Linked DNA regions of Homo sapiens: region 2 is linked to region 1. Evidence: chromatin loops called from intact Hi-C (ENCODE). Cell type or tissue: heart right ventricle. All regions are shown on one strand. Links, peaks and the distances in the headings refer to the core of each region. The heading gives the core; the rest is flanking DNA.

Region 1 (5,386 bases), core at 280-5,279:
ATTTTTAGTAGAGACGGGGTTTCTCCATGTTGGTCAGGCTGGTCTCGAACTCCCGACCTCAGTTGATCCACCCGCCTGGACTTCCCTAAGTGCTGGGATTCCAGGCGTGAGCCACCACGCCTGGCGAGAATTATTATTTAATAGGTACAGCGTTTCAATTTTCACAATATGAAGAGTTCCGTGGGTGAATAGTTGTGAAAGGAGCACAACAGTGTGAAAAGAACTTATTGCCACTAAACTGTATACTTAAAATGGCATAGATGGTGAATTTCGTATTATGTATATTTTACATAATAGAAGACAATATTGATGTTAGGGTATATGCCTTAAACTGGCAGTTTAAGGCCCCAGACCTGATTTTGACCCTTACCTGCTGCATGACACTAGGCAAGTTATATAGGACATTTGAGCCGCTAGGTCATCACCAGGGAAATTACTGTAATAAAACTTAACCCACTATTGTATAAACCCAGAGTATGTTACAGGGTTTTTTCTACTTTAAGGCATTGTAGAAAAGCAACTTGTAATAACAGATACTAACGTAAATAACAGCCATTTGATAATACCTGATGAAGGGTGTGAGGAACAGGCATACTCACACATTACTGTTATAAGTGTAAATTGGTTTAGCAGCTAGAGAAATCCATTTGGCAATATTTTTCAAAATTGGAAATGCATATATCCTTTGAGCTTCTAGGAAATTCCAGATACACTTCCACTTGAGGAAAGCGACATAGTAATCCACTGTAGCTTTGTTTAAATAGCAAAAGACAGAAAAACAATCTAAGCGTCCATTCAATAGGATACTGAATAAATAAGTGATGGCACATGGAATACCACGGAATACTATGCAGCTCTAAAAGAGAATGCAAATCTCTTTAGATATTGAATGGAGTAAGATATAATAAGGAAAAAAAGCAAGGTGAAAAACAGCATATGTAGTATGCTACCTTTTGTGTAAAAAAGGAGAGAAAGGGAATATCTCTATGTATTTGCACATATGTGGATAAAATATTTCTCGAACATAGAGGAAAATGATAACACTAATATTCAGAGAGGGAGATATGAGTGAGAGTGAGACCGTTTTTTCAGAGACAGAGTCTCATTCTGTTGCCCAGGCTGGAGTGCAATGGCATGACCATAGTTCACTGTAACCTCAAACTCCTGGGCTCAGATGATCCTCCCACCTTAGCCTCCTGAGAAACTAGGACTACAGGCATGTGTCATCATTCCCAGCTAATTTTTATTTATTTATTTATTTATTTATTTTTGTAAAGACAGTGTCTCGCATGTTGCACAGGCTGGTCTTGAACACCTGGGCTCAAGCCATCTGCCCACCTTGGCCTCCCAAGATTACAGGCCTCCCAAGATTACAGGCGTGAGCTACTGTGTCTGGCCTAACTTAAATTGACATATAGAAAAAGGACCCTGTGGCTGGGTGTGGTGGTTTACACCTGTAATCCCAGCACTTTGGAAGGCCGAGGCGAGTGGATCACCTGAGGTCAGGAGTTCAAGACCTGCCTGGCCAACATGGAGAAACCCCATCTCTACTAAAAAATACAAAAAATTAGCTGAGCATGGTGGCAGGCACCTGTAATTCCAGCTGCTCGGAAGGCTGAGGCAGGAGAATTGCTTGAACCCGGGAGGCAGAGGTTGTGGTGAGCAGAGATCACGCCATTGCACTCCAGCCTGGGCAACAAGAGTGAGACGCCGTCTCAAAAAGAAAAGAAAAGAAAAGAAAAAGGACCCTGTATAAACTTCAGGTATGAGAAGAGCTGGGTTTTGACCCAATATTGATCATCTGTAGCAATGAAATAGGAATTCTGAAATGCAAAAACAACCACTGTGAAGGACTAGTTTTTACATAGCAAGTGTAGTAGCTTGCAAAGCATGGAACAAAACCCACCTGTAAGGCCAGAGGAAAGTTTCCTCTCTGCCCTCTAAAGGTTCCTTGAAATAAAACTGACAATAGGCAGATTAATAGAGAAAAAGGCCTACAAATTTATGTAATGTGCATAAGCATGGGGAATCACAGGAGAACGATACCCAGTAACCAAATAGGTTCCAGATGCTTATGTACCCTTTTTCATAGAGGAAAGGGAGAAGGGGCAAATGTGGTTATTTTGAGGGGGTAGTAAATGATTTTCAGGTAGAATGAATGGGCCCAATGATCAGAGAATGGTTAGTATATAGTTACCTGGGAAATGAATGGGAGCTCAAAATAGACAAAGTTCCTCTTTGTTCCAGGTGTAGTGTTAAATCATCAGTCTGTTCCTCTCTGATATGAATTTTCATCTCTGGTTTGTGAAATTTCAGGGGGAGGATTAAAGGCAACTGTGTTATTCTTTGGCGGGTCTGTTTTTTTGTTAGATAAGGGAATTTCAGAGAACAGCCTCATCCTGTGCTTTGGAAGAGGCAGAGGATTGAGGGGTGATGTGGTGGGGTGGTCAGAGACACCTTAAGGCTGCGTCTTTAGTTCGACATGTCAAAATGCCGCATTTTGGGGTATCCTTTCCTGAGCCCCAACACATCCATCCTGGTATGTCCTCATCTTTGCCATGTGGCTTCTCTGCCACTTTCATCAAGAGGTGCAGTCTGTTTCTCCAATCCTGTGAATCTGGGTGGACCTTAAGTCTTGCTTTGATCAGTAGAATGTGGGAGACGTGATGTTAAGCAATTCCCGAGGCTTGACCTCAACGGGCCTTGCAGCTTCCTCTTTCACTCTCTTGGAGCATTGCCCTGAGAACATGTGAGGGGGCTGGTCTACCCTACCAGAGGATGAGAGGCCACTTAAAAAAGAAGCAAGATGGCCAGGCACGGTGGCTCACACCTGTAATCCCAGCACTTTGGGAGGCCGAGGTGGGCAGATCACAAGGTCAGGAGTTCAAGACCAGCCTGGCCAACATGGTGAAACCCCGTCTCTACTAAAAATACAAAAATTAGCCGGGTGTGGTGGTGCACGCCTGTAATCCCAGCTACTCGGGAGGCTGTAGCAGGAGAATTGCTTGAACCTGGGAGGCAAAGGTTGCAGTGAGCTGAGATCACCCCACTGCACTCCAGCTTGGGTGACAGAGCAAGACTCCATCTCGGGGGAAAATAAATAAATAAATAAATAAATAAATAAATAAAATAAGAAGCAAGATGCCCAGCCCACAGCCAACGCCAACTGCCATTCCTGTGAGTGAGGCTAGCCTCTCCAACCCAGCGACTCTCCCACTGGTCATCCTCTAAAACCAGTCAGTAAACAGCCCAGCCAACCCACGGAATTGTAGGAATTAATAAATTGTTGTTTTATGCCATTTCAGGGTTGCTTCTTGCCAGAACAGACTAACTCAATTAGTAAGGTACTTTTATTTTTATCTAGCACAAATTGTAACCTGAGCCAGGGTAGGTTCCTTGTTTGTTTTATGCCGTCACTGGTATCTCTACCACTGTGCCTATTACAGTCCACCACACATACTGTAGGCACTCAATAAATACTTGTTAACTAGTCCCAACACACATATTAGCCTTTGGGTATATTTATATTTCTAAATGTACTAATTTACTAATTTGCAAACTGCTGAAAATCAACGTAATTATCATCAACAATTTGCATCGCTCTCATATCACAAGTGAAACAATAGAACATGTAATTGGGATATTACTCCCTGGCTGCAGTGGATTATAACAACGGTCATGATAATGCCGGTAAGATTATACAGCAAGCTATCCCTCAAACGTAGGTTAATAAATGAACCAGTGGACTTCTGCAAGTGAAACCCTAAGACGATTTTTTAAATTGCCACTAAAATTGTACTGGGTAGGGTCGTAATAAACAGATCAATGAATCTTGGCAATGGACCACACATCCTTCTACTGATAAACTAATGATGGCTTGCAACTTGTTTACATAGCTGTCTCACTTAATACCAAGATCACAAAAACTGATCCAAGTTAACAACAATAAATATGCTGCTTGGGAAGGAAAGCAAAAGCAAATAAGGAAACAGGAAAATATTAGTATAAAATCAGTTATCTCCATGGTAAGGAGCTTCACAGACGCTAGTTCACTCATTCAAGCTATCACTACCACTTTGATGTCAAATCAGAAGACACTTGGCATGTCACCAAATGTGATTCCAGTAATGGACCACTAATGTGCTTGATCAGCAGAGGGTATGCTGCCACTAAAAACACACCAGTCTGAACTGCAAACTATGTATACATGTGTCTATTCCAAGAGGCTTTCAGATGTATTGCCTCTCATTATTATTCTCAGAATCTTCGGGAAACTAGGTACAAGATATTGGACAGGTCTGTGTGATCCAGGGAGTCAGTATTGGAGCAGAGACTAAAATGAGTCGTCCACATTCAGATTGTATACAGCAAGATGCTGCTAGTAAGAGAATTCTTACAGAGCACAGTTAGAGGTAAAGAAAGAGAATCAACTATCCCACATGGTTTTCCTTCATTTCAGGGGTACAGCCTCAGCCAACTCACCCATCCTAGAAGAAACTCATATATGGTGTGACTGGCATGTGGAGTACCGAGAACATTAATAAGAAATAAATTCATTTGTCATAAGCTGGTTACCTTGAGGATGCAAGTTCTCCAAGCTGGTTACCTTGAGGATACAGACACCTGTAATCCCAGCTACTTGGGAGGTTGAGGCAGCAGAATCACTTGAACCCAGAGGCAGAGGTTATAGTGAGCTGAGATCACGCCATTGCACTCTAGCCTGGGCGACAGAGCGAGACTCTGTGTCAAAAGAAAAGAAAAGAAAAAACTGGTCATCAGTCACCCCTCTGGGATGAACCAACTTTAAGGTGCAAGACTGGAATGAATTGAACCATAAAAACCCTTCAAGCCCCCTGTGTGAGGACCTCAAACTTGCAATAAAAAACCCAAGTGCTGGATCTGCTGCTTTTGTCTACAAACGGAGATGCCAACCAATAACTGAATGCTTCAGAGTCAGATTTCCGTAGACCAGTTTTCTTTTCTTTTCTTTTCTTTTTTTCCTAAGATGCACTCTTGCTCTGGTGCCCAGGCTGGAGTGCAGTGGTGCGATCTCAGCTTAGTGCAACCTCCACCTCCGGGTTCAAACGATTCTGCTGCCTCAGCCTCCTGAGTAGCTCGAATTACAGGCGCCTGCCACCACGCCTGGCTAATTTTTGTATTTTTAGTAGAGATGGGGTTTTGCCATGTTGGCCAGGCTGGTCTCGAACTCCTGACCTCAGGTGATCCCACCCTCCTCGGCCTCCCAAAGTGCTGGGATTATAGGCGTGAGCCACCACATCCAGCCCATAGGCCAGTTTTTAATTACCTGCCTTTACCTCACAACCTCTCCCTCCCCATTTCAGTCTCACCCTAGTGAAAGACGTTATACCCCCACACAGCTTCTGTT
Region 2 (5,386 bases), core at 330-5,329, 160 kb after region 1:
AGATCTCACCACTGCCCTCCAGCTTGGGTGACAAAGCGAGGCTCTGTCTCAAAAAAAAAAAAAAAAAAGGAGGCACTCAGATCACCCACTATTTTCATAAATTATGCTTTTCGAAGATGTTTTTCAAAATAGTAAATTTTCAAAAGCTTAAAACTCATCTCACATGTTATAAAAGGGCATTCTCTTCCCAGAGAGCAAAGCCTTAAAAAATTTATAATAATTACTACTGTACATTTTGTCTCCTTCAGCTCTCACAACATGGTAGTTTCAAGGGTTCCTTCAGGGGCTTACTGGGAAGGAGGCAGCTATGGGCATGGCCCAACAGTCATTCCCCTGTTGCCATGGTTACTAGCCAAGCTAAGCCCTTCTTATGGGTTTCAGCCTGTCCCTCATTCTTCCCCAGAAGCTTGGAAGGCCCAAACTTTAAAACTTCCTATGCAAGCAGGGAGAGGAGAAAGGAGTCATTCCTCCCCTACCAGAATGAGAGTGCCCTGACCCCTAACTGCACATGCAGCTTCCTTGGTAAGAGTCCTGCTACTAGCTGCCAGTCACCTACTACCCTGTCTCTTGTCTCTTTACCCACCGAGAGGGAGGAAGGTCGTGGGCAGGAAAGGGGAACATCAACTCCATGGGATTGTGCAGAACTCTTTTTGGAGGGAGTTGGACTTTCCAAAGTGTTTGAGCAAGGCTTCAAGCAAATCTTTAATCTCATGAGGCAGGGTGACCTCAGCTGGCGTGTGAGTTACACATGTGTTAGCTTCTTTATTCCTCAAAATAACCATAAAATGTAAGGATTATTATATACCTATTTGGTAAATGAGGAAACTAAAATCTGGATAAGTGATTTCCCAAAATTACAAAGCTAAGTAGGGATGGAGTTGAGATTCAAGCCAGGATTGATATGAGAACCCAAACTCTTACTCATGACATAATATAGCCCCTCTATGGACATACATTTTAATTTATTAGCAAGATCTCATTTGCACACAAAGCACTCCTATGGAAGTCAGAGTGAACTGATCAGAGGGCATCAGCCACATGAGTGTTTCAGAGAGGTCATCACTTTTCCTGCTATGGTTTGCCTATTAATTCATGTTCAAAAATTATTCAACAGGCCAGGTGCGGTGGCTCATGCCTGTCATCCCCGCACTTTGGGAGGCCGAGCGGGGCAGATCACCTGAGGTCAGGAGTTCCAGACGAGCCTGGCCTATGTGGTGAAACCCTGTCTTTATTAAAAATACAAACATTAGCCAGGCTTGGTGGCAGGCACCTCTAATCCCAGCCACTCAGGAAGCTGAGGCAGAAGAATTGCTTGAACCCGGGAGGCAGAGGTTGCAATGAGCCAAGACCAAGCCACTGCACTCCAGCCTGGGTGACAAAGCGAGACTCTGTCTCAAAAAAACAAAAAAATTATTCAACATTGCCGGGTGAGGTGGAGGTGGCAGTGCCTGTAGTCACAGCTCCTCAGGAGGCTGAGCTGGGAGGGTCTCTTGAGTCCAGGAGTTCTGGGCTGTAGTGCACTATGCTGATTGGGTGAATGCACTAAGTTGGACATCGATATGGGGACCTTCTGGGGGAGTGGGACCACTGGGTTGCCTAAGGAGGGGTGAACTGGCCCAGGCTGGAAACAGAACAGGTCAAAACACCCCTGCTGATCAGTATTGGAATCACACCTGTGAATAGCTAAAGCATGCCAGCCTGGGCAACACAGTGAGACCCCCTCTATAAGTAATTAAAGTAAAAATTATTTTTAATTTAAATTATTCTTTTTATTATTACTATTTTTTGAGACAGAGGCTCGCTCTATCACCCAGGCTGGAACGTAGTGACGTGATCGTAACTTACTGCAACCTCAAACTCTTGGGCTCAAGCAGTCCTCCCACTTCAGCCTCCTGAGTAGCTGGGATTACAGGCATGTGCCACCAGACCCGGCTAATTTTTTTTTTTTTAATGTAGAGACAGGATCTCACTATGTTGTCCAGACTGGTCTCGAACTCCTGGCTTCCAGTGATCCTCCCACCTCTGCCTCCTGAGGCATTGGGATTATAGGTTTGAGCCACCACAACTGGCCAAAATAAAAATTATTGAATATTCATTTTATTCTAAGCACTAAATAAGAAATAACTAGACATTGGTCCTACACTGAGTTGTTTACAGCCTGTACTCAAATAATTATGATTCAGTCTTACAGGTGCCCCAGAAGGGGAATGTGCAATGTGTATGAGAGTCATAGGAGTGGATGACAGCTTTGGAGAATTGTTCAAGTCTTGAGAGAAGACACGAATTTTAGCTTAATCTATGTAACTGGGTAGAATAGAGGAACCAGAAATCTTACTTATTTTTTCTCTTTAAGATCTTGATTTCTTCTTTTTTTTTCTTTCTTTTTTTTTTTTTTTTTTGAGACAGAGGCTCGCTCTGTTGCCCAGGCTGGAGTGCAGTGGTGTGATCTTGGCTCACTGCAACCCCTGCCTCCCGGGTTCAAGCGATTCTTCTGCCTCAGCCTCCCGAGCAGCTGGGACGAAAGGCACATGCTGCCACGCCCAGCTGATTTTTGTATTTTTAGTAGAGATGCGGTTTCACCATGTTGGCCAGGATGGTCTCTATCTCTTGACCTCGTGATCTGCCCACCTCAGCCTCCCAACGTGCTGGGATTTCAGGTGTGAGCCACCATGCCAAGCCTAATTTTTATTTTTGTTAATCTTACTTTAAGTTCCGGGATACCTATGCAGAACGTGCAGGTTTGTTACATAGGTATACATGTGCCATGGTTGTTTACTGCACCTATTGACCCATCCTCTAAGTTCCCTTTCCTTGCCCCCACCCCCAACAGGGCCTGGTGTGTATTGTTCCCCTCCCTGTGTCCATGTGTTCTCATTGTTCAACTACCACTTATGAGTGAGAATAAGTGGTGTTTGGTTTTCTGTTCCTATGTTAGTTGTTGAGGATGATGGCTTCCACCTTCATCCATGTCCCTGCAAAGGACATAATCTCATTCCTTTTTATGGCTGTGCAGTATTCTATGGTATATATGTACCACATTTTCTTTATCCAGTCTATCACTGATGGGCATTTGAGTTGGTCCCATGACTTTGCTATTGTAAGTAGTGCTGCAGTGAGCATACAAGTGCATGTGTCTTTATAGTAGAATGATTTATATTCCTTTGTGTATATACCCAGTAATGGGATGGCTGGGTCAAATGGTAGTTCTGGTTATAGGTCCTTGAGGAATCACCATACTGTCTTCCACAATGGTTGAACTAATTTACATTCCCACCAACACTGTGAAACCATTCCTATTTCTCCACAGCTTCACCAGGATCCATTGTTTCTTGACTTTTTAATAATTGCCATTCTGACTGGCGTGAGGTGGTATCTACTTGTAGTTTTGATTTGCGTTTCTCTAATGATCAGTGATTTTGAGCTTTTTTTTCATGTTTTTTTGGCCATGTAAATGTCTTCTTTTGAGAAGTGTCTGTTCATATCCTTTGCCCACTTTTTGATGGGGTTGTTTTTTTCTTGCAAATTTGTTTAAGTTCCTTGGAAATTCTGGATATTAGACCTTTGTCAGATGGGTAGATGGCAAAAATTTTCTCCCATTCTGTAGGTTGCCTGTTCACTCTGATGATAGTTTCTTTTGCTGTGCAGAAGCTCTTTAATTAGATCCCATTTGTCAATTTTGGCTTTTGTTGCAATTGCTTTTGGTGTTTTTGTCATGAAATCTTCACCCTTGTTTATGTCCTGAATGGTATTGCCTAGGCTTTTTTTCTAGGGTTTTTATGGTTTTGGGTTTTACATTTAGGTCTTTAATCCACCTTGAGTTAAATTTTGTATAAAGTTTAAGGAAGGGATTCAGTTTCAATTTCCTGCATATGGCCAACCAGTTTTCCCAGCACCATTTATTGAATAGGAGATCCTTTCCTCATTGCTTGTTTTTGTGAGATTTGTTGAAGATCGGATGGTTGTAGATATGTGGTATTATTTCTGAGGTCTCTGTTCTGTTCCATTGGTCAATGTGTCTGTTTTGGTACCAGTACATGTGGTTTTGGTTACTGTAGCCTTGTAGTATAGTTTGAAGTCAGGTAGCATGATACCTCCAGCTTTGTTCTTTTTGCTTAGGATTGTCTTGGTTATAGGGTGTTTTCTTTGGAATCAGAGATCTTGTTCAAAAATCTTAGTTCTATATCTGCTGTGACTTTTGGTAACTAACTTAATATTTCTGAGCCTTGTGACAGGAATGAGAAAAGACACTCCTCATAGGGTTGGTGGAAATATTACATAACATAAAGCATGTGGAGTTTACATATTAATGAGAGTGAGCATTGTTACCTGTAAGATTATTGTCGTAGATGGTGGAAAAGGGGTTCACAAATAATCAGAGAAACTTCATTCCCGAGCGAAGTCCCAGTGGGAGCTGTAGTGATGCTACAAGTCCATTTTTTGTTATTGCTTTCTTTCTTTTTTTTTTTCCTTGAGACGGTGTCTCACTCTGTCGCCCAGGCTGGAGTGCAGTGGCACGATCTTGGCTCATTGCAACCTCCACCTCCCAGGTTCAAGTGATTCTCCCGCATCAGCCTCCTGAGTAGCTGGGATTACAGGCGCCCACCACCACACCCAACTAATTTTTTGTATTTTTAGTAGAGATGGGGTTTCACCATATTGGCCAGGCTGGTCTCGAACTCCTGGCCTCAGGTGATCCTCCTGCCTCTGCCTCCCACAGTGCTGGGATTATAGGCGTGAGCCACTGCGCCTGGCCTGGTTATTGCTTTCAACTATACTGGACCATAGGATGTTGATTTTTTTGACTTTATATGCATATGACTGGTCTCCAGACTCTGACCCAAAGCTATCCCTAGATGGAAATCTGGGGATATATGGCCTGTAGCCTGGGGAATCCTATGCTGCTTTGGAGATCAGCTGATTGGCAGTGACTCACGGAGGGAGGCAACAGATGAGGGAGGTGGGGGTGGGATGAAAATACCTGAGACTCCAGGTATTTTCTCTTTTTGTCCCCCAGCCATCACCACCCATCTCTGTTTGTCCCCCACCCGTCACCACCACCAATCAGAGAACTTTACCTAGACCTCCCAGGTTTGCTTCTTTGGGTTTCCTCTCTTGTCCAGACCAGTTTTTCACTTTATTCCCTTAACAGCCCATCTAGAATTTCCCACAACAATAAAAACTATTATTAACAATTTATTTGGGCTGCATAATTTTACGGAGAATGCATATGCCTATAACTAATTTAGCTAGACTTGTGCATAATTATTCCCTAAGCCATCTCTGACTGAGTTGAAACACAGTAATAGTGCCTCTCCTGTGCTTGGCACGATCCTAATTCTGTAAGTCTATTTACCCATTTAATTCTAATCACCTCCCTAAGAGGCCA

What was found. Peaks named below come from ENCODE experiments on the same cell type or tissue, not always from the same donor. Only the 100,000 strongest peaks of a DNase experiment are listed, where the experiment ranks them.
Region 2: it touches region 1 in a loop (2.9-fold over the local background); 1 of 110 quality-filtered maps calls a loop at or near these places.

Annotation. Positions count from the first base shown.
Region 1 is chr9:16,891,544-16,896,929 of GRCh38, forward strand. No RefSeq gene overlaps it. Among named protein-coding and RNA genes, the nearest start is that of BNC2, 24 kb to the left of the region's middle. In heart right ventricle, for the core only: no CTCF peak of the experiment used is centred there; a DNase peak (open chromatin) is centred at 2,720.
Region 2 is chr9:17,052,479-17,057,864 of GRCh38, forward strand. It overlaps the pseudogene RN7SL720P. Among named protein-coding and RNA genes, the nearest start is that of CNTLN, 80 kb to the right of the region's middle. In heart right ventricle, for the core only: no CTCF peak of the experiment used is centred there; no DNase peak of the experiment used is centred there.